Linked DNA regions of Mus musculus: regions 1 and 2 are each linked to region 3. Evidence: chromatin loops called from intact Hi-C (ENCODE). Cell type or tissue: gastrocnemius. All regions are shown on one strand.

Region 1 (8,000 bases), 230 kb after region 3:
AGTTTTGTCAGTGTTGGGGTTTAAACCCATTTTTGTGCCTGCTAGTATTGTGTCCAAATAGTGTGGTAGTTTGATTACACATGAGCCCCATAGGCTCATAGTATTGGAATGCTTAGTTACCAGGACGTGGCATTATTTAAAAACTTGAAAGGATTATATGGATTAGGAAATACTTTGTTGGAGAAAGTATGTCACTGCGGTGGGCTTTGAGGCTTCAAAAGTCCATGGCCACTCTACCTCTCTCTCTCTCTCTCTCTCTCTCTCTCTCTCTCTCTCTCTCTCTGAAGATCAGGATGTAGCTCTCAGCTACTGCTCCAGCACCATGTGCTGCCATGCTCCCTGTCATTATGATAATGAACTAAACCTCTGAAAGCATAAGCCAGCCCCAATTAGGTGCTTTCTTTCCCAAGAGTTACATTGATCATGATGTCTTTTCATAGAAATAGAACAATGACTGAGACAACCAGTGACCTTAACTAAAAGGAAGGACTGGTGAGCTGTTTCTGTGGTTGAATTGCTTGGCAGCCTGTGTTCAGGTTCTGTGTTCAGTTCTGTGTACACGGTGGGAATTGAGAGCCAACTCCCGAGAGTTGTCCTCTGACCTCCACTTGTAGGCCATGGCACCCATCCACATAAATAAATGCAATAAATAATAAAAGACATTTAAAAATAAAATCATTGAAACACTGTAGACACTATTAAGAGAGAAAACCAGAAAATTGTGCATAGAGTAATGTCTCTAACATTAGAAATGAACTTTGTTAGTGTGTTCTTTTCTGTTTGCACACAGGGAATGTAGGCCTTCTATTCTCATTCACCCAGGCTATTCATTAGTCATCCCTTCTGGGCAAAGAATGTTTGAGAACCAGGAACACAGGGAGAGATAGATAGACTCGCTGCCCTCATGGAACTTCTGTGTTTAGCAGAGAAGGCAGCTGTTACTCAGACAATTGCACAAGTTATTAATTAATTATGCAATGGCAGAATGAGTAAAGGATGCAATGAGGTGACATGACCACGAGCTAGGGCAGGCTAACCCAGCTCAGAGCTGGAGGACGGACACAACTGCAGGGCAAGGGCAGGAAGTAGAACCTCTACAGAGCGAATATGTCATTTTCATCAGAAAATGGCATTTTGAACTTTTAAAAGAGAAATAGCTGACATCTCGCTCTCTCCCTTTGTTCCTGAAACCCACAGCTGCACAACGCCAGACGTTTCTACTCGCCTCTTGATTCGGGAAGATCCAGTTTGATGATGAGACATTTTCTCTTGAATTGTAGTACAGCAACTGAAGGAGATGGAGAGAGTTAAGATAATAAATTCAGACAGAAAAGCTGTAAAGTAAAATGATGGTTAAATAGCCTCCTTGCCTGGGGCGTACATTAGGGAACAAATTTGTGACCTTTGATAATCCATCCACCAAAAAGCTTATGAAATAGTCTTGCCAGTGACCTTCAGGAGAGTGACCTTCAGGAGAATAAGAGCATCTACACAGGCCGAGGTTCTGTTTTTATAGGTTCAAAATTAAGGACCACAAGAAGAACAAAGGACGAGAACTGTTTTGAAATCTGCACAAATGGATCAGTAATGGAATTTTCCTCAAATTTCATGTACAAAGCAGCTGTTGCCGGAAGGATGCTACAGAGTAAGGGCTCTAAGTGCCTTCCCTTGCACTCCCCTGGTATCATTCTCAGGAGATCAGTCTTTGATCTCTTTGAAACACATTCATCACTGAGTTATCCAACACATGCTTGCATGCGGCATTTTTGTGGGCATTGAGAATTCAAGGTGAAGAAGATGTTTGATGCCCTTGGCGTCGAGGCCTTCAGTCTTACTATCATAGGCATTATAACAGAAATACCTGTAGGATGTGACAGGTGTGAGAGTGTGCAACCTCACTGGGACTGCACCTTCGGTGAGGATAGAAGAGAAACCACCTCCATATTAAATGTGCAGCAATGGTTTGTTTTTTTAAATTTACATTTGTTAATATTATTATTGTTGACGATGATGGTGGTGGTGGTGATAGAACTGGCATGAGTGTGTGTGTGTGTGTGTGTGTGTGTATGTGTGTTCTGGTGCACACCTGACATGATGTGCACGCGCAAGTTTGATGACAGCTTTCATGACTCAGTTCTCTCCTTTCACTGTGAGTTCTATGGAGTGGCATCATCAGGTTTGCTTGACAAACACTTTTACCCACCAAGTCACCTCTTTAGTCACATTTATGATTCTTACAGTTACTGGCTATCATCTCTAGGAAAACAAAAACAAAACAAAAACAGAAGATAGCTAGGCCTATTAACACCCATTAACCATGCCATGAAAAAAAAATCACCAAGTAGCCAGGGTGCGATGGCCCGGTGGTCTGAAGCAAATGTCCTGGCTTATAGCTCTGCGGTTAAAAGTCTGAATTCGATAGGGTGGCTGCCCTACTTCTGGAGGCTTTGGGAGAATCCACGTCCTTCTTCCAGGACTCTCTCCCAACCCTTGGCTCTTGGCCTTCACTCTGGCCACTGCTTCTGTCTTTGCATCTCTTCCGTAGCCCATTGCCTCATCTTTAAGGATGCCCTATGATCTGAATTCTCTCAATAATTCAGTAGAATTCCCCTTTCTCAAAATGCTAAGTTTAATCACATCTTAAAATCTTTCATGTGAAGCAACATGTTCTCGGGTTTACAGGATCCGTCCATATCTGCATGGAGCCATTGTCCTGCTTGCTATGACGTCCTTACGGTAAATTTCTACAAAGAATACTCATTCCTCTGTCTCTTCTCCCCAGGATCCTCCTATGGCTGGATAGTCACTTTGCACTGCTGTTATAAAAACACTATTACCAAGGCGACTTATAGAAAGAAGATGGCTTAAGTTTCCCGGGGAAAGTCTGTAACATCAGAAAGGCATGGCTGTAGTCATCTAGAACCACACACAAACTCAGAGAGAAACTACATGTCGGGCAAGGTCATAAGCTGTCAAAGCTCTCCCCACCAAGGGACGTGCTTCCTCCAGCAATGCTGAACCTCCCCAGACACCACCACCAACTGGAGATCAAGTGTTCAAATATCTGAGCTTTGCGGGGACATTTCTCATTTGAAACCCCCTCCCCAGAAGAGTCATTCAGGATGCCTTACAGTTTACAGGACATGCTGTAATCAAAGTAACTATTAAATGTTCCCAAGATTTCTGAGACTTGCAAAGGACATTTAATAAATAAAAAAATGTACAGTGAAATAAAAAAACAATTAAGAAAAACACATTGCATTTGTAGGGATCTCTCAGTTCAAGAAGAACTGAATCTCCCGTCAGTCAGCTTCGTGTGAAGATAACTAGAGGCTTCTGGGTTGACATGAGAGGATTTTAACAACCTTCCGATTGCTAAAGAGTTTGACATGACTTTATGTCCAGGTCATGATGGCATTTTAATAGCAGCACAAGGTTTTCAAACAGGAGACACTGAAGGGCAGTTGCTCTCCTTTGGCACTAGAGGCCAGTCTGCAGCTAATTAGCAGGTCATAGGTGGAAGTGGACTGTGGCAGAACAACAAAACATTGTTGTTATCAGTTCACTGAACAGATGGAAGAAAGGCATTTCAAGTCAAGCCAAATGGAGCTGAAGGTGACACAGTATCAAAATTAGACTGAAACTGGTGCAGATGCACTGGAACCCAGGTCTGCTTTAATTATCCTTTTCTGTTCGCATCTTATTCTATTCATACAATTTCCCTTTAGTAAATTTAACCCTGCTCAAAGAAATATGTTAGCTGTTAGATATGACATGATTTAGCCAAATACTTTGGACTTTGGTTGTCATAGCAAATAAATTTTCCTGTGGCAATTAAACTATAGGGTGCAAAGCACATTGGAGGAATCTCAGAGATTGTGATTGGCCCAGATTAAACTCATCTTTTCCACACACATTATTTTCTAACATTTATGTGGTAGTCACAAAAGTATTTTTAATAGATGTATGTGCATTTGTCTTCCAAGTTGCTTCAGGTAAACATTTACCCCAGACTTTACCCACTCTACTTCATGTGGTCTCTGTGCTTGAAAGAATGGTAGTATGATGTATTCATTGGGATAGAGTAGATATCCAAAAGGTCTTTTGAATAGCTGGTCTTCTCTTGATCCAAGCTTAGTCCCCGGAACCTACATAAAAAAGCCAAGTGTGGTGGCATGCTTGCAGTCTCAATGTGTGGGTTACAGGCTGCTGGGGCTCACCAGTCAGCCTCCCTAAATCATTGAGCTTCAAGCCAATGAGAGACCCTGTCTCACAAAACAAGGAGGCTCCTGAGGAATGACACCGAGGTTGTCCTCTGGTCTCCATACACAAATGCATACATGTGCACATGTACTTCTTGCACACACACACATACAATTGCATACATACAAATGAATGTACTCAGGTGTGCTTTTCTAGAAGTGATCTGTCTCTTCTTCCAAGATATAAGTCATCACTATGTTCTTTTGGTTGCTACTTACTTCAAAGCCCCTCTTGCTTTTTGTCATTTTTCCTAAACTCTTTTTTTTTCTTTTTTTTTTTTTTATCAGATATTTTCTTTATTTACATTTCAAATGTTATCCCGAAAGTTCCCTATACCCTCCCCTGCCCTGCTCCCCTACCCACCTACTCCCACTTCTTGGCCCTGGCATTCCCCTGTACTGGGGCATATAAAGTTTGTAATACCAAGGGGCCTCTCTTCCCAATGATGGCTGACTAGTCCATCTTCTGTTACATATGCAGCTAGAGACAGAGCTGGGGGCGGGGGGTACTGGTTAGTTCATATTGTTGTTTCACCTATAGGGTTGCAGACCCCTTCAGCTCCTTGGGTGCTCTCTCTAGCTTCTCCATTGGGGCACCTGTGTTCCATCCTATAGATGACTGTGAGCATCCACTTCTGTATTTGCCAGGCACTGGCATAGCCTCATATGAGACAGCTATATCAGGGTCCCTTCAGCAAAATCTTTCTGGCATATGCAATAGTGTCTGGGTTTGGTGGCTGATTATGGGATGGATCCCCGGGTGGGGTAGTCTCTGGATGGTCCATCCTTTTGTCTTAGCTCCAAACTTTGTCTCTGTAACTCCCTTCATGGGTATTTTGTTCCCTGTTCTAAGGAGGAATGAAGTATCCATACGTTTTTCCTAAACTCTTAACACTGCTCTAAGCCACGGTTGACTGTCGTAGCAGTTTTCCAAATGCTCTCTATTCAGCACATTCTCCTGAATGGGACTGGTATGATCACCCCACTCTGAAGCTTTTCAGGCCCGTAGGATACACATCAAAACTCATCCCTGAACCCTCAAAGCCCCAAGGACAGGGGACATCTACTTACCAAGATAGCCTCCTTCATAACAGCCTGTATTGTGTTCTCTGAACTGCAAGTCCAATGTAACCCTCACCATTCCTCTGTTAATCTAAACTTCTTTCTGCTCTGGAGTGTGCACACAGGTTGCTGTGTTTGTCCTGACAGCTTTTCTGTTTGTCCTCAGCTTCACTGTGACTTTCTCTTCTCCTTGGAGGCTGTTCGCCACTGGCCCTCGTGGAAAAAGGGAGCAGAAGTGGGGGACCAGGGTTCAGAAAGCTAAGAATACCAATGCATTGACTTCTGGGATCAACTTCAGTGAGACAGTTCAACTTTATACGGGGCTGTATAGATCTTGGGGAGTGTGTGGGGACTTACAAGGTGGGTAAATGTTATTGGTGGGGGGGTAAGCCTGGGAATGCTTCATTTACATGAATTTCAAGAAGAACCTGCTGAGCAGGTTTCTCCTCAGAGATTTTGGAGGGTTACTGTGGATCCATCTCATATACAGTCACCAAACCCAGACACTACTGTGGATGCCAAGAAGTGCTTGTTGACAGGAGCCTGATATAACTGTCTCCTGAGAGGCACTGCCAGAGCCTGACAAATACAGAGGTGGGTGTTTGCAGCCAACCATTGGACTCATCATGGGGACCCCAATGGAGGAGTTAGAGAAAGGACTGAAGGAGCTGAAGGGGTTTGCAACCTGTAGGAAGAACAACAATATCAACCAACCAGACCCCCCAAAGCTCCCAGGGACTAAACCACCAATCAAAGAGTGCACATGGAGCGACCCATGGCTCCAGCTGCATATGCAGCAGAGGATAATTTTGTTGGGCATCAGTGGGAGACGAGGCCCTTGGTCCTGTGAAGGCTAGATGACTCAGTGTAGGGAAATGCTGTCAGTGTAGGTCAGTCTGTTGTAGTAGAAGCAGTGGGAGGGGTGATGGGATAGAGGGTTTCCAGAGGGGAAACATGGAAAGAGGATAACATTAAAAATGTAAATAAAATATCCAATTAAAAAAAAAGGGCTTTTGTGGGGAGTGAAGAGATAGCTCAGTGGTTAAGAGTACTGGCTGCTCTTGCAAAGGTCCTGGGTTTAGTTTTCAGAACCCACGTGGTGATTTAACAACCATCTCTGGTTCCAGAGGATCTGATGTCCACTTCTGACCTCTGCAGGCAATGCACACACATTGTGCTTAGGCATATATGTAGGAAAAATATCCATACACGTTACATAAAATCCAAAAACTAAAGTTGTTTTGTGTGTGTGTGTGTGTGAAACAAAAAGGACACAAAACACTTTCAAGCAAAACTGGCCATGGTAGCACGTGCTTTTAATGTCAGCACGTGGGAGACAGTGGTAGGCAGGTCTCTCTGTGAGTTCAAGGTAGCTTTAGGTCAGGCAGGGCTTCATAATGAGACCTTGTCTCAAAAAAAATTAAAAGAAATATTCAAAGAATAATTAAAATGGATGAGTAATAGTGTTACAACAAAAATTTTTTTCAAAATTAGAAAACAGAATGACCAGAAATACTGTATATTTTTTCCCTTCTGTATGGTGTCTGTGTGTACGTGTGTGTACGTGTGTGTACGTGTGTGTGTGTGTGTGTGTGTGTGTTTACAGGCCCACTTATGGAAGCCAGAAGCAGGTGTTGGGTGCCACCTCTTTCTGACTTGATCTCTTGAAGCAACATCCTTCACTGAACCCATTTTTTTTCCCCTGTAGGTTGGCAGTCATTAAACCCCAGTGATCATATTTCCATTTTGTCGTCCTTTAAGATTTAGAAATCTTGGACCACATAGCCAACTAACTGATAGCACCACACCAAAGGGAAACATCAAATATTGTGGATCCCCAAATTATCTTTTTAAAATTTCCTCCTTAAATATTGTGTCTATTTTACAAAACAAACCTAGAAACATAGCTGAGTAAGTAATTCTCCAATTAGGTTGCCCCGGCCACTCCAGAACCTGAATGGAGGAAGGTGTATGCGGTGGCAAACAAAACAAAACAACAAAATGAAGCAACAAAACAAAACAAAAACTAAAACAACTCAAGGCCACTACCATGGGAAGAACAAACCAAACCACACCCCCCCGTGCACGGCAGCGGCAGCGCTGCTTTACGGCACTCGCCCCGCCCCTTTGCTCTTCGGGGCGTGAGAAGCCGGCAAACATGGCGGCCCCCTGCTTCCTCACTCTGCGGGTGGCTACCCTGGCCGCCTTGGCGCTCTTGTCTCTCGGCAGCTCTGCCGCTGGACACATCGAGGTAGGCATCGGTGTCTGTTGAGGACCGACCCCAGGGAGGACCGTGTGACTGTGAGCGCCTCAGGTGCAGGACGCACGGCCCCTGAGGGCAGCCGCCTGCAGCGTCTTCCCTCCCCGGGCTGTGTTGTGGGATTCAGGACCGTCCGTCCTGAGGACAGGGACCGGACACAGCCTTTTAGAACGCCCTGTTAAGAGTGCGAAGCCAGCGGTGACGAGGGAGGAGGACCCGGTCCTCTGCTCCTGTGACAGGCAGGGCACGCGTGGGGACTGTCATGGCTTTGGTGTTTTGCTCCTCCGCCCTGACCTCCTCCTCCCTGAGGCTGCAGGACGTCTGGTTTCTTTACGATGCTGTTACCAGCGATTTCCCCAGCGACGCGACTTGGATTTCTAGCATTATTTTTTAGACCTGCTTGCCCGGGCGTCAGC
Region 2 (8,000 bases), 270 kb after region 3:
TTTCTCCCTTATGAAACCATGCTTCCCCCGAGACCTTCTGCTGTGGGTCACAGAACTGGAGAGGGATGCTAAGGGTGTTCTCCTAAGCACAGCAGCCCTGTGGCCGTTCATCTCACATAGGAATGTGACACACATTTACCCTGAGCCTAAATAAAATGCACCACTGGGGTTACAGAGCTTTATTTTACAAGTTGATTCTCAGTGTTTGGAATGCATGGCATGCCACCTCAAAAGTGTAAAATATGTATTGCTCCTTGATGTCTAATGAATTTAAAAATACTTTTCCCATTGAAATTGCATGAGAAGTAAGTAATTGATTACAGTATATATTATATACATATAATCTATCTATCATCTAATCTATTTATCCAGCCATCCAGCCATCCACTCACATACCTAATCAATATCTTGGTTTCTTGCTTACATTTGAAAATTCAGTGATGATTATTTTACTGTCTTTCAATAAGAATAATCTATAAGTGCCAGGCATGGTGGCATACACCCTTAATCCCAAGACTAATGAGATGGAGGCAGGTGAATCTCTGTGAATTTGAGATCAGCTTGGTCTACGGAGGGCCATGTAGAGAGATCCTGTTTAAAGAACAACCCTTCCCTCCAAAAAGAAACGAAAAGACTGATCAGTAATTATTTATAGGTAAAGCGATTTGATATGCTTCTAAGTCGTAATCATACTTGCCTTCTATTGGCTAGAGAAGCAGAGTAAAGTTTGCCCAAGGGATTGTAGTCACAGGACTGTGTTGGGCTCTATAGGAGCAAAGTTAGAAGAGCTGGTCGTCACAGGTGCACTGTGCCATTGGTGACAGTTGTTCCCTGTTTTACAAAGTCTGCACCTCAGGTCCTCTTTAGGCAGGGACCGTGTGAACTTTAAGTAAACACTCCTGCTTTTCACAGTGAGTGAGAATATTCTGTCCTTGGAATTCACTAGTGTCCAATGTCACAGGAAAAGTAACACAGACTTTACTGTGACATCTGTGACTTTGGTTCATTTTCACCATGGTTAAAGTGGTTAAACTGAGTCAGTTGGCATATAGTGAGGCACATAGTTTCATTGAAACAGCAAGAGGTGTGCTGTGGGTCACATTGACCTTCCTGGAGTCCCACGGGGCTTTTTTACATATTGGACTACTGTGGCGCAGTTTACCTGACTGTCAAGTTAGAGTCAAACCTTAGACGAGTCTGGCCAGGTTCCTCATATCATACTTCTCATGTCTGTGGCTTCCTTAGAATGTCAGGTACCACAGTAGAACCGAAATGCTAGTCTTTAGAGCCAGTACCTTATCTTTAGGTTAGCAGACTTTAAAATTCCTCTAGTCTAGTGCATTGTTTTACTGGATTTAAGAGCTGCGTGTATGTGTGCTTGTCACTATTATACTGTTGTTGTTGTTGCTATTTTCAGTTTCAAGTGTGTCCCAAAAGTCTCTGTGTGTCGACCCCTGGACATCGCACTGACCTTTTCCAGCGAGATCCAAAAAATGTCCTGATCACCGATTTCTTCGGAAGTGTGCGCAAGGTGGAAATCACAACAGAGAAGATCAGTTTGCAGTGGGATTCACAAGTCGTGGACAGCAGGTATCATCGTAGTTATTATTTGGATAGAATTTTTAGAGCAGGTTCTAAGGGCTGAGGATGGTGTTGGTAAGTAGTTGTGTTTCTCCACCGTCTTCACACGCCACAGGCTTTTCAGTTCATGGACAGAAGCTGTAAATGTGGCTGGGACTGCGGTCACGATTGGATTTTGATGTACTAAGGAGTCTTGAGCTCTCCACAACAGTCTGCCATTCAACCCTGTTTTGCTGTTGGGACTTGGTAATTGGTTAGAGCTGGCAGGAGAGGCGAGGTCACTGTGTAGGGCAGTGGTATGCTTGTGCATTTGTGAGAGAGACTGAGGGAAATTGGCGGAAGATGGGGGTTTGAAACATTTATAATGCTTTTTTTTTTTTTTTGTAATTACTTTTGAAAGGAAAAAAAAAGCCTCATTGAGATTAAATAGTGGTTCAGTTACCAGGTACTTCTGTGGGAGCTATAGCAGTGCATTTCTAGCATGTATCTCTAGCACTGCCTGAAACCTGGGCTGCTCAAACTCCAGAACACCTTTCTGGATCACCCGTGGCAGCGTGCATGATGGGATGGATATATAGTTGCAGTACTGAATTAAGAGAAGTAAATTAAAATGCCAGGAAGGATTTCCCTGTGAAGGCTTCGGTGGCAGGATCACATTTCTTGTTTTACAATTCAAAGCCTTATTTTATTTGTTCTTTCCTTTTCCTTTCCTTTCTTTTCTCTTCTTTTCCAATTTCCTATGGCTGTCGGCCTATAAAACTATGAAGGCAGCAGATAAGAGCAATAGAAATTTGAATTTCATTTCATTTTTAAAACAATAGCTTCATATCTTAAGCTGTTGCCCGTGTGTGGGATATGTTCTCTAGCTGGGCTGCCTTGTCTGGCCTCAGTGGGAGATGATGCGCCTCGCCTCACAGAGACTTGATGTGACCCAGGGAGGCCCCACCCACTCAGAGGAGAAGGGAAGGAGGTGGGGAGGATTGTGGGAGGGGGTGACTAAGAGGGGTTCAATGAGCAGGATGTAAAGTGAATATATAAAACAGTAAAAAGCCATCCAGAGACTGCCCCACCCGGGTATCCATCCCATAATGAGCCACCAAATGCAGACACTATTGCATATGCCAGCAAGATTTTGCTGAAAGGACCCTGATATAGCTGTCTCTTGTGAGGCTATGCCAGTGCCTGGCAAATACAGAAGTGGATGCTCACAGTCATCTATTGGATGGAACACGAGACCCCCAATGAAGGAGTTAGAGAAAGTACCCAAGGAGCTGAAGGGGTCTGCAACCCTATAGGTGGCACAACAATATGAACAAACCAGTACCCCAGAGCTCTTGACTCTAGCTGCATATGTATCAAAAGATGACCTAGTCGGCCATCACTGGGAAGAGAGGCCCCTAGGTCTTATAAACTATGTGCCTCAGTACAGGGGAATGCCAGGGCCAGGAAGTGGGAGTGGGTGGGTAGGGGAGCAGGGCAGGGGGAGGGTAACAGGGAACTTTCGGGATAGCATTTGAAATGTAAATAAAGAAAATATCTAAAAAAAAAGCAGTAAAAAATAGAAAAGGAAAAGGAGGCCGACCCAGCAGCTTCAACATTACCCTTGTAAAAGTTGCCAGCCTGTGCTGTAGGACGTTAGTAACCTGGACTAGGATTCAGGACGTTTAGCCTTAATCTCCTATCAGACTCGCTTTATAAGTTCCCTTGACTTTAAGCCTTAAAGGCCGTTTGCTCCCCTTTAGCCACCTGAACATGGATTTACTGTTTATTAGAGACAAGGGCGTTGTTAGATTTTAGCTCTTATCTCAGAGGAGACTGAGCTGTGTGTATCATGAGGAGGCTGAGGAGGCTGTAGTGACCTTGGAGTAAGTGCTGCTATACACTCTGGAAGAATGGGGCTCTGATGCTTCAGTTTTCTTTATGTATTTGTTTGAAAGCAAAATTCTTAGTGCTGACAATTGTCTCAGTTTATATTTGAGAATAAAATTAAGTTTTACAGCTGCATACTAAGGTCTGTTGTCTTAGAGCGCCCTCTAGTGCTTGCAAATAAATTTTATTTAGGATCTTGTCATTTACCTGGTGATATTATTATAATTTTGTGCACTGGTGTTCCACTAACTGTTTAAAGGTTCATGTAGGAAGACTGCACCCAAGAGTTAGATATTCTGTGCAATATGCTGAGATCGCTCTCAGAAGCATTGCTGTCTCCTTCATTCAGTTATCATGAGAATTTCATTTCTGTCTTGCTCTAGGCACTTTTACAGGCATTATCTCATGTGTGCAGCTGCTGTTCACATGCAGATATGAATCACAGTTTATGTAGAGGAAAGTTTATCTACCAAGAAGCAGAAATCACAAAAACACATTTTGTGACGGTAGTTGTGGATTCAGTGTTATTGTTTCAGATCTTAGACCAGCAGTATTAATACAGTGTTACTAAAAATACTAGTTACATCTTTTAAAATACATTCTCACACAATGGACACAATGCAGTATATTGGTTTGGATTGGCTGTTTTATATTTTTGTGCAGTGACTTAGCACTTAGTATCTTAGTCACATAGAATGAAATCATTAGTATGTAACTCTAACTGAAGCAGCTCTAGGAAGCAGAGTTCTCATGTGTGTCCTGGGACTTAGGCATGCTGAGGTGACCTCATGGAGCCACAGGGAACAGAAGAGGACAGACGGCTCCTTGACTCGGTTAATTCCTCCCGACAATTAATTATGTTTTATACCTCTTGTGCTATTATTTTATTAGTGAAATTCATGTATGTTGACCCTAGCTATAGTTTTTCATTAAAAAGATACATTAAAGTTGAGCAGTGGTGGCACGTTCCATCAATCCCAACATTCAGGAGGCAGAGACAGGCAGATTTCTGAGTTTAAGGCCACATTGGTGTACAGAGTGGGTTCCAGGACAGCCAGAGCTCTACACAGAAGCCCTGTCTTGAAAAAACAAAAACAAACAAAACAAAACAACAAAAGATACATTGTATGAAACCTTCAAAGAATAAAAATATTTTTAAATAAAGGATAATTTCTTTAATAGAATGCCTTTTAATGTGCATTTCAGTACTCTGACAAATATATACAACTGAGCAACCATTTCAATCTGTCATGCTAAGGACTTTGTGTGCTCAGATGCCCTGACTGTTTCCTGGGTCCAGGGTTTGCCTTCTGTAGACCAGCATGTACGTGGAGCATGGGCTGTAGCGCTCTGTGAATGTGACCTCTGTCTCTTGTGTAGTACGTGTGCATTGGTGTTGATGTCTCAGCAGCACCTTATGCCTCAGAAGTAGACTTTGGCTGCTTAGCCTACAAATTGTCCCTTCACTAACGGAGGCCATTTCCCCCCATCGCAGATTTTGGGAATCATTTAAAATAAAATGCAATGAGTATTTGCACACAAACGTTAACATTTCTTTTATGTGAGTAAATATCTGAGTGTGGAAGTGCAGGCTCAGAGCCTTGTGAGCTGTTTCCCCGAGTGGCCGTCCCTTTGTAGTACCAGATGCTCGCTCCTCATCCCCACTTGCTCACTCAGAGTGTCCCTAGGCATTCTGGGAGTAAGAGCTCATGGCAGCTTTCGTGTGCAGTTCAGTAACTAAAGATGCTGCCTGTAGTCTTACTCACTGGCCATTCATACTCGTAAAGGAGCTTTTGAAGGCTTTTGCTCATTTTCAAAACATTGATTTGTTTTCTCATTAAATGATGGCAGGTCACTGTATGTTCTGGATACAAGTTCTTCAGATACGTGAATCCCAAATTATTTTCTTCAGCCTTTGGTTCCCCTTCCATTTTAGAGGCTCACTGCTGGTTGGTCAACTTGCTCCGTGTTTAGTGTCCTCTGGAAGTCATTCTTTGCTTCACCTGAAGTCTCAGAGGCTTCTAGATGTTTATGGTTTCAGGTTTTATGGTTGAATGGCTGCTCTACTTTCAGTTAATTTTGGAGTATGCTGCTGGGCCGTGGTTGAGTATGGTGTGAGGTTGGGAGTTCATTTTGCCCAAGTCAGCTTGTTAGTTTTCTAAAGAAAGCCCACTGGGATTTTGATTGAGATTGGCTTGACTCTGTTAGTTTGGGGACTATGGCTAGTGACATTGGTTTGTATAATCTGTGAACATAACCCGGCAGTTATTTGATTAGTTACCTTTGGCGTGTTGGTTTACAGTATTTTTCTAATCCCTTTCTGGGGGATCATATTGACTTTGCCAATGCAGTGCTGAACAGAGCCCCATCAGAAACTCCAGCAGATGTCTCTTTTGACTGGGTACTGACAGCTTGATTTCACTGCTGATGGAAGGACGGCAGTGCATGTAAGTCACCACAAGCATTCCAGCGAGTGTGTGTTTACTAGGAATTAGATCAGGAGCTAGGGCATGTATTTCATGGAGACATCTGAGCACTGGCTAAAATTCATCATGAATATTGTGAAATCTACGGTTCCACTATTCCCCTGAGTACTGCTTGTTGTAAGTGGGGAATCCTGGGAAGCCTGAGGCACAGGGTGAGTGATGTGTTGCAGTCCCCAGCTTTTGCATACTGTTGTAATTCAGAGTGGTTAATGTATTTGCATCACCATATGCTGCAGGCAGACCCAGTTGGGGTCCCTCAACTTGGGGGAGAATCGGGGTTCTGGTACTCAGGTGGGCAAGGAGTCAGCAAGTGACAAACAGGCAAGAACATAAGAGAGTGCTGAATCTGAGTGTAATTTCTCAAAGTGAGCATCAGACTTATATAGTTATTATAGAAGAAAACATAGAAGTTAGGCAATACACCAGACAAGATACATTGAGGTCCTCTGATGTATAATGACTCTTTACACAAAACAGAGGAAATACATACATAAAAACTGGCAGGAACCAGGCAGTGTTTACAAGGGAGATAATCAGCCCTATCTAAAGTTAGCTACTTTTAGGAGCCAGGTTCGAGGGCTTCACACCCTAGCCAGTTCTAGTCTATTGTATAACTCACCACCAGGGGTCCCTTAGTAAGCACCTAATTATGTTATTCCTCTGGGCCTAGTAAAAGCATGTACCAGGGGGGTTCTGTTTTTACTACCCTTTTTATAAATAATACAATACTCTAGTTCCTCCTTAAACCACAGCCCACCTTCTTTCTAGACCATTGTAAATTCTTACATATGGGAGTGACTTAGCTATAATTCTAACTATCTGTAGGGAACCTCCATTTATCAGAGGAGCCCACCAACTTTCTTCTATTATGTAATGTAGTCTGCCATACCTGACTGTAATGAGAATTCTAAGTTTACTTGCCCTGAGATTTCTTTCACTATCTCTCTTTCAACACTAGAGACATTTCATCTAAATAAGCAACATTCTTATTAAATTCCAAGCCCAGGATTGGCTTAACGATTAACTAAGATGTTGGGACACCAGTGGAGGCAAAAAAAAAAAAAAAACAAAAAACAAAAAACAAAAAAATAACAAAAACAAAAAAACCCCCAAAACAATGTTCAATCTAACATGGCTATTTGTTACATTATTTCTTGGGGACACCTATATAATAAAACAATACCAAAAAAAAAAAAACCCAAAAAACAAACAAACAAAAAAACCCCCAAAAACCCACGCAAAACCCTCCACCAACTATCACAAGGACAAATCTGGGCCACATCTGTGTTCCTAGATGTCAAGAACTCCAGGAGACCAGTTTCCATGAAACTTTTTGCCTCAGGACTATGGCCAAGCTTTTGGACTTGTCATGCAGACTCCACTGGAGTGGGTGTGACAACCATAGTCCTGTTACCCTCGGCATCTTACTTGACCATCTGGTTATTATCTTATGACAGTTTGCTACAGTTTGCCATGCTATTCATCTCAGATTCTATTAAAATAGAACTTGAGAAATTAGGTGATTATTCGGTTTATAAAGGCGCACAACTAATAAGGAAGCTATCCATCTTATAATTTGTCAACATAAAATTCTTACTATAGTTTCAGAATGCACTGATTATCTTGTAAGTGCTTTAGTAGTTTTTTTTTGCCACCTCCGGAGAGCCCAAACACATGAGGGATTGCTTTGGGACCTCCGAGACAGCCATGTGTGAGCAGTGCAGCCTATGACTTATTTACTCAGCATGCTTAAGTGAAGTGGCCAGTACCACTCACGCAGAGAGACAGACTCCACTTAATGTTTGTTAACATTGCAAAATATATCACAGCAAACTTGTTTTTCTTAAAACAATAAATGTCAAAATTTAGAATTTGAAATCATATTCAATCAAAAGATGGTGTGACTGCTTACATATGGCTGGCCATCTGTCGTGGCTGCTCAGAGGTTGAACGTCTGATTTCATCACAGATGGCTGAGGTTCCTCTCGGACCTTAGCTCTGTTCCCTCACACACCGAGTGTCTGTTAATTATGGCACTGCTTCCTTCCAGTCAGTTAAGCCTGG
Region 3 (8,000 bases):
CTAACATCTCTGCACCTCAGATTCCATGATGACCCTGAGGAGGTCACCGGGTGGGGTAAGAGGGCAGTGTAGGCGATCTGCTTGGCACGCAGTAGAGACTCCCACCTCAGTATGCAGGCCTCATGGGCTCTGCTTCTGGTCCCAAGTCATGCATATAGAAGGAGATTAAGAAATGTCCCAACAAATGGATGATGGTGAGCACCTGTGAGTTCAAGCTCTCCAGCTCCCGGTGAATGTACTGAAACATCCCTTTGCCCCTGGTATCACTGGGGAGTACTAACTGCATGTCCCCATCCCTGGTCAACAGAAAGCAACCCCATACCCCCACCCCACCTCCCACCCCACCAGCCTGCCATCTTCAGGGCATGGGCAGAAGAAGCTTGTCAGTCAGCCCTCTGAGGAAAGAGCCCGAGGGGTTGAGCAGGATGCTGGGCCCGTGCCACACAGAGCTATGCTTCTCTAGAAAGTGCTGATTACACACTGACCCATGCTCCCCGAGGGATGCGCAGGGCATAAGGAACAGAGTGGGGGACCTTCCCTAAAGTCTGGCCTCTGGAATGTAACTCACCCTTGAACAGGAAAGCTAGGTGGGGGTGGAGGAGAAAGCAATTCTCCTTCACCAGCAGAGGGCGAGCTTGAGAGACACTGGTGGTTCTATTAGCTCTCTCAAAACGTGTCTGCCTGGTCGGCATGAGCCATTTCCAGGCCACACATGGGGACAAAAAAAGAGAAAGCTCAAGGGTTCCTTTACTCATAGACAGAGGTTATTTGTATCTAAGCTGGAGCCATCCCTGAAAGACCAGTTGGACCAACATAAGAGCAGGCAGAGGTTGCGTCAACACCCAAAGCTTGAGAGTGATTGCCAGCACTCAATTTGGGGCTTGCTAGGAACGGGGTCTGACACTGAGCCAATGTCTGCATCTTTCATCATGTGTGAGCATACTTCACAGCCTGACTGTCTGAGAGGCCTCCCTGACACGTCGGTTCCTCGAGCGCAGACCACAAGGCTTGACCTTGCTCTCCTGCATCCGTGAACACAGCTGGCACACAGCAATTAATCGGGGAGTGACCTGAATCACTTAATATGGTTTTTCTTAAAAAGTGAATTTTTTTGAGAAATTTATACTGTGTTTTGATCATATAGTAACATTTAATCCCTAAATTTAAGAAGATTTCATTTTTGTTTTTGTGTATGCCACATGTGCTCTGGATGCTCTCAGAGGCCAGAAGGGGGTGTCAGATATCCTGGAGCTGTAGTTACAAGGGGTTGTGCGCTGTCTGGTGTAAGTGCTAGTAACTGAACTGTGGCCTCTGGAAGGAGAGTGAGCCCTCTTAACCCTTGAGCCATCTCTCCAGCCTCCTAAACCTCCCCCTGCCCCAAGTCAAGGTTTCTCTGTGTAGCCCTGGCTGTTCTGGAACTAATGCTGTAGATCAGGCTGGCCTCAGTCTCAGAGATCCTCCTGCCCATGCCTCCTGAGTGCTGGGATTAGAGGTGTGGGCCACCATACCTGGACTCCCCTCCCCCCCTCCAGCCCGGTAATATTTGAGGAAATAGCTTTTTCATGGCACTTATGTCAAGAGTCTTCCTCTGTGGGCACGGTCTTTGTTCAATTTAAATTTGAGGCAAGCAACCACTTTGGAAGCTTCATGTGTGGTTCCTGCTTGCCTGCTCAGTTGGCATTGGGATCCCCTGAAGTTACACTGCTAGCAGTTTATAAAAGACTGACTTTGCAAACATACAGACATCTCACTTGAAGGCCACTGGGTCAGTAGTGACATGGGGAGCTGAAACTATCCAGCCACCAGTTAGACACTTCCAGCTAGTGAGGACCGATGGGGCCTCAGACCACATCTGAACCCTGACTCAGGGAATTCTGATAGTAACCACTGAGCCACACTGCCCAGGTTCTGGGCAGAGGAGAAAGGCATGATGGGTCAGGAATGTTGGAGAGTTGTGTGGAAGGTGAGGGAAGCGCCTTGTGCATGCTCCTCTGCAGCAGACTGTAAGCTCACCAGCATGGAAAGACAGACAGACAGGGGCACCAAACCTTTTGACACTGTGACGTAATGTCTGTAGCAGTCCTGGGATGTGTGTGGCCAGTGGGCTGTTGGTTGGATCCCCAGGAGTGCCTCCCATGGCTTAACATGGTTTGTAACTCCATGGGCATCCATGCTGGGATCTGCCATCAGATCTAGCTTTAAAAGCTACAAAACGGGGACTTTTGGGATAGCATTGGAAATGTAATTGAAGAAAATACATAATAAAAAAAATAAAAAATAAATAAAAAAAAATAAAAGCTACAAAATGAAGTTTGAATTATGGAGAACTTCATAATGAAGAACTCGGATTATGGTTTTATTATTGCTTTTCCTTAGCGAGGGGCTGGAATAAGAGACACCTGTATTTACAATCCATTGTGTTCTTGACTGCATGGGAGACTCAGAAAACTCTACATCTCTCAGTGAACATTCTAAAAAAGACCTCTATACCCCGAACATCTAAGCTGGGGCGTGGCCTGCACTGCTGTTCCTCTGTCCTCAGCAAAGGTGGCTGTGACATCCTCTGCAGGGGTATGCATCACTCAGAAGCCAGTTACAGTCATCTGCTTGCATGTCTGCTTGTTTCTGCTATTGTTTGCACTTATACACAGATCTGTCACAAGGCTTCCCCCCTCCCCCCCATCTACCTTCTTGCACGTCCATCTTTGCTGACTGGATCATGAAGCGTTTTTTTTTTTTTTTTTGACTAATTAAGAAATATATATATTTTTAATTTTATGTAGCATGTGTATGTGTGTGCCTGTTTGCTTATATGATGAGCACCATGTACGTGTGCCTGGTGCCCACAGAGTCCAGAGGGGGAGTTGGGTACCTGGTATCTAGAGTTCCTGGAAGTTGTGAGGCACCCTGTGGGTTCTGGGAACCAAATTCAGGTCCTCTTTGAAAGCAGCTATTGTTCTTAACCACTGAGCCATCTCTCTAGACCCCTTGGCTCTAGTTAAAGTGGGGGCTAGGCAACGGAGGAACTCCTGAGGGGAGCTTGATGAAGCAAACTCAAGGGTAGATGAAACCCAAGGTTTTATCGCCTTCATCCCTGTGGCCTTGCTAGAAGGTGATGGAACTGGGTGACCCCAAAAGCTGTGTGGTTGGGGCGAGGGTACAGCAAACTTCTGCAAGCGCCTATATTAGGTATCCTGCACAGAGAGGTGCAACCGTGCACTTGCTTGGCCCTCCAAACCCCAGGAATGGCATTCCTCTTACTCTATTCACTGAAAAGGTCACTCCACTTTTTAAAAACATCAACTCAAAGAATTCAGATGAAAATACTGCAGAATAAAACAGTAGCCACGCACACCTGACTTTCTTGGAGGTTTGGTGTCAGTCTTAGTGTAACAAATATGGTCACTTGCCTAGACTTGGAGAGTTGCAGGCAAGGTATACAGTATGTACCATAGGGCCTGGCCCAAGCAGGTCACCGTCTGGCAGCTGCAGTAGTGGGTAGTTACTGGTTCTTGTGACAGCTGGTAGCCCTGAGCCACTAAGGAGGGCACAAAGTCGGGGATGGCACAGTGTTATGGAGGGTGGCAAGCATTCTGGATCCTGTCCTCGCAGCATCTCTCCCCTCTTCTGTGCCTATGTAACTCTATTCCCTGCCCAGGGGCCACTGCCCTTCTCTCTCAGGCTGTGTGGCTCTGGTGGTGTGCCGCCTGCCCCCTACTGGCTCCTGTAGGCTGGGTCTATTAGCAGAGTCCTTGTTAAAGTGAAGGAAGCAGCAGTGGGTCTTTTGTGGGGCACTCTGCCACCCCAAGGCAGACTTAGTTTTCTGCGAGGTCATTGAAATGAGAGGAGAGAAGCCTGGAGCAGGAAGAGAAATGAGCAACACAGAGAGGAACAGGCAGAGGTGGAGAGAACCAAAGAGGCACCGGCGGCTCCGCTCCCCACACCCGGCCGAGCCCGACTGCTGCTGCTTCCTCGCTAGACCGGTCATTCCTGCCCTAGTTTTGTATTTCGTCTTCGGAAAAAAAAAGAGTTTACGTTTCCGCTTTTGGTAACGCCAAGATCTGGACAGTGTTACTGGGTAAGAGGCGGCTTTGCGTGTACCCCCTAAGCTGAGTGCTGTCCTTGTGCCCCGATTGGGCACTGCTAACATCAGCTCACCCTTCGTCCAAACTCTTCCCCTTGCTTCACTTCCCGGGGGTAGCCGTCAATCAGGAAGCCCTTGGTGTTGCCCAGGCTGGCCACCATGGCCTCCTTCAGCAGCTCCAGAACGACACCCTACAGCAGAGAGAGTGGTCAGTATGGGGCCTAGCGGCACCCCCAAATCACAATAAATGTGACTCCTCAGACATTCTTCTGGGAGGGGAGGATGTGGCAAGATTAATAGCAGATCTCTTGGACTAACCTGCCTCCCCCCGCCCCCCCATGTCTGCAGTGAGTCTTTCAGTCTTTCAGGTCTTTCAGTCAGTACTGGGTTCCACCGGGAGGGTTTTCCTTTCTGGTCTGTCCTTTCTGCTGTTATCTCACTAGAAAGACTTCAGCATCTTACACCCCATGAGACATGTTCCACGTGTCTTGTTCCACACAGTAGCAGCTGATGGACCAGGCATCGTGGCAGGTTAGGAGCAAATGAAACGCTGCTGGCGGCGTTCTCCCAGTAAACATTATGCAAAACTTGACATGTGCTAACTTGAGAAAACTTTTAGACCAGAGAACTATTTTCTACCAACACGATTTTGCCTTTAAAAAGATTGATTAAACAAGTGTGCAAGGTAAGGAAAGAACAGTGCAGTGTGGGGAGGGGCCTTGGGAGGAGTGTGAGGAAAAGAGACCTCCTTCCCTAGGGGAGGGGCCTGTGGGCGGGGTGGGAGGAGACCTCCTTCTCTAGGGGAGGGGCCTGTGGGCGGGGTGGGAGGAGACCTCCTTCTCTAGGGGAGGGGCCTGTGGGCGGGGTGGGAGGAGACCTCCTTCTCTAGGGGAGGGGCCTGTGGGCGGGGTGGGAGGAGACCTCCTTCCCTAGGGGTGGGGCCTGTGGGCGGGGTGGGAGGAGACCTCCTTCTCTAGTGTTTGGCAGGAGCCTGGGGAACGCAGAAGTCGCAGGCATGGCCAGAACCCTTCCTTAAAGAATTGTGAATTAACTCTCCATCTAATTCACAGTCTAATGAGGAAGGCAGACAATGATAAACGAATATACTCTAGCTAAGGATAGCAGGCACGGCAGAGCAGGACAAAGGGCCAGAGTAGGGGGGGGGTTGCTGTTTTCTAGAGGGGAGGGGGCTCCGTTAAGTTGTGACTAGGCAGAGCTCTGTAGGAGGCAGAAAGGTCAACTAGAAATGGGCGATGGAGAGGACTCAGGCTAAAGAGCCAGCAAATGGATGGACCTGGAGGGCATCATCCTGAGTGAGGTAACCCAATCACAAAAGAACTCACACAGTATGTACTCACTGATAAGTGGATATTAGCCCAGAAACTTAGAATACCCAAGATATAAGATACAATTTGCTAAACACATGAAACTCAAGAAGAACGAAGACCAAAGTGTGGACACTTTGCCCCTTCTTAGAATTGGGAACAAAACACCCATGGAAGGAGTCACAGAGACACAGTTTGGAGCTGAGACAAAAGGATGGACCATGTAGAGACTGCCATATCCAGGGATCCACCCCATAATCAGCATCCAAACGCTGACACCATTGCATACACTAGCAAGATTTTATCGAAAGGACCCAGATATAGCTGTCTCTTGTGAGGCTATGCTGGGGCCTAGCAAACACAGAAGTAGATGCTCACAGTCAGCTATTGGATGGATCACAGGGCCCCCAATGGAGGAGCTAGAGAAAATACCCAAGGAGTTAAAGGGATCTGCAACCCTATAGGTGGAACAACAATATGAACTAACCAGTACCCCAGAGCTCATGTCTCTAGCTGCATATGTATCAGTAGATGGCCTAGTTGGCCATCAGTGGAAAGAGAGGCCCCTTGGTCTTGCAAACTTTATATGCCTCAGTATAGGGGAACGCCAGGGCCAAGAAGTGGGAGTGGGTGGGTGGGGGAGTGGGTGGGGGATCGGGTGGGGGACTTTTGGGATAGCATTGGAAATGTAAATGAAATAAATACCTAATAAAAAAACCCCATAAAACAAAAAATAAATGGGAAAAAAAAGCCATCATGGAGAGCCCAAGGCGGCAATAGCCTGACCCGAGGAAGAAGCCATAGGAGGCAGCAAGGTGAGTGCCGGATGGGCACTACTTGATAAAAATCTTTATTTTGGGGGATGGAGACAAGGCTCAGTGGCTACGAGCACTTGCTATGAGAACAGAAGAACCTGAATTCAAATTCCCAGTATCCACATTACAAAGCCGGGCACAGCAGCAAGTGTCTGCGGCCACACCCAGCACTGGGAAGCAGAGACAGGTGGGTGGGTCCCAAGAGCATCCTAACCACCCAGCTTGGGCAAAAAAAAAAAAAAAAGGGGGGGGGGGAAGCTGCAGTTCAGTGAGAGAACCTATCTCAAAAACTCAGGTGGAAGCAATAGAGGAAGGCACCTAACATCCTCCTTTGGTCCTGAAACACGCACGCACGCACGCACGCACGCACGCTCCAGCAATAATGCACCCATAATCAGCAGAGAGATGTGAATACTTGCTGCTACTTAGCTTGCTCTCTCCATCTTATACGCCGCCCATGACTGTGCTGGTTGCTTTTTGCCAACTTGACCTAAACCTAGAAGCACCTGAGAAGAGGACCTGCCTCTTCAGCTTTGGCTTCTGTTTCAGTTCTTGCCTTGAGCTCCTGCCGTGGCTTCCTCAGTAATGGACTGCAATCTAGAACCCACCTGTAAACTGCTGTTGACTCTGGTGTTTGTCATAGCAACGGAAGAGTGACTAGAACAAGAATCCCTACTCAGAGGAGGGTCCCGTCCACAGTCAAGTTGGGTCCTCTCACACCAATAAACCCAGTCAAGATAATCTCCCACAGGGGACTGTCTCCTAAGTGAGTCTGGAGCCTGTCAGGTGGACAGTCAGCACAAAGCATCACACATGCCCACTCCAACGAGGCGTCTGTTTCCTGGAGGCTTCGGATTTTAGCTTTCCATACTCTAAAGCTTTGAAGATCTTTCTCTAAAGTGAGGCTCCTTTTGGAAACACATGAACCGGGCTGACACCTAAAGGGCTGGCCAAGGAACAGCTTGGAAGTTAGATGGTTGTTGACATAGGCCACCCTGCCTCAGGACTGTAACCCAGGAGAGAAATCAAACCTCTCTCTGGATCCTGGGGGTTTCTTTGTCTCCATGATCCAGCCTGCCACCGTAGCCAGTGGCTTGGCTGCCAGGGGAGACAGGATGGGTGTCTGCTTACCGAGGGCACCAGATCTCCACGCTCCATGATGTCACGGATCAGTTTGCTTCTTTCTGACTCTGAGGTCAGTTCCTGGCGCAGGAGCTCACCAGTAGAGAGATGGGTGAAGCCATATTTTTCTGCCAGCTTCTCACACTGGGTGCCTTTGCCAGAGCCAGGGCCACCTTGGGAAGGAGACACATCAGACATGCATCTCAGGTCCACTGTCTCCTTTTGGGGGATGCAACAATTATTATTATTTTTTTCTGGTGTATATTCATTGTATAAAATAATGGGTTTCATGATAATGTTTCATATGTGTTGATCATGTGCGCTGTAGAGACTCACTCACTGACCCCCCTCACCCCTGCACCACTCACTGTCCCCTCTTACCCCTGCAATACTGAGTGAGGCTCCCAAGCCTATGCTGTGATAATCTACCTGAGGCCACACTGCTCTCCAGCTCCCAGGTGGCCAGAGCTGTCCCATCCCCACACCCCACCCCCCAAACCGTGTAGCCAAGTGCGATGCAGCCAAGTGCGGAAGCTGAGAGCAGTGGGGTTTCAGCTGTTCATCCCATTTCCCTCCCCCACCTTTTCTCTTTTAAAAACCGATAAAAATAAAATAAAATAAAATGAAAGTAGCCTTGTAAAGTGTCAAAGAAAC

The links. A loop is a pair of places that touch in the nucleus more often than their neighbours do. Peaks named below come from ENCODE experiments on the same cell type or tissue, not always from the same donor. Only the 100,000 strongest peaks of a DNase experiment are listed, where the experiment ranks them.
Region 1: it touches region 3 in a loop (2.0-fold over the local background); 11 of 42 quality-filtered maps call a loop at or near these places.
Region 2: a loop joins it to region 3, with 3 times the contacts of the local background. A loop is called at or near these places in 32 of 42 quality-filtered maps.

The regions. Positions count from the first base shown.
Region 1 is chr3:152,706,653-152,714,652 of GRCm38, forward strand. Pigk (phosphatidylinositol glycan anchor biosynthesis, class K) reads left to right here and starts at 7,448. Exons shown (of 11, transcript NM_025662.5): 1 at 7,448-7,575. The coding sequence starts at 7,483. Gm32085 (a long non-coding RNA gene) reads left to right here. Exons shown (of 6, transcript XR_867773.2): 5 at 1,198-1,645; 6 at 2,783-3,256. In gastrocnemius, a CTCF peak has its summit at 3,487; DNase peaks (open chromatin) are centred at 7,444 and 7,813; H3K4me3 peaks cover 993 bases; H3K27ac peaks cover 1,004 bases.
Region 2 is chr3:152,746,184-152,754,183 of GRCm38, forward strand. Pigk (phosphatidylinositol glycan anchor biosynthesis, class K) reads left to right here. Exons shown (of 11, transcript NM_025662.5): 9 at 1,418-1,590. It overlaps Gm40181 (a long non-coding RNA gene), which reads right to left. Exons shown (of 2, transcript XR_867777.2): 2 at 6,267-8,000. Among named protein-coding and RNA genes, the nearest start is that of Gm40181, 5.9 kb to the right of the region's middle. In gastrocnemius, a CTCF peak has its summit at 3,610 (motif pointing left); DNase peaks (open chromatin) are centred at 7,283 and 7,987; H3K27ac peaks cover 259 bases.
Region 3 is chr3:152,474,183-152,482,182 of GRCm38, forward strand. It overlaps Ak5 (adenylate kinase 5), which reads right to left. Exons shown (of 14, transcript NM_001081277.2): 11 at 7,356-7,519; 12 at 4,159-4,275. Among named protein-coding and RNA genes, the nearest start is that of 3110067G11Rik, 11 kb to the right of the region's middle. In gastrocnemius, CTCF peaks have their summits at 609 (motif pointing right) and 3,725 (motif pointing left); DNase peaks (open chromatin) are centred at 619, 890, 3,709, 4,147 and 1 more place; H3K4me3 peaks cover 1,800 bases; H3K27ac peaks cover 1,724 bases.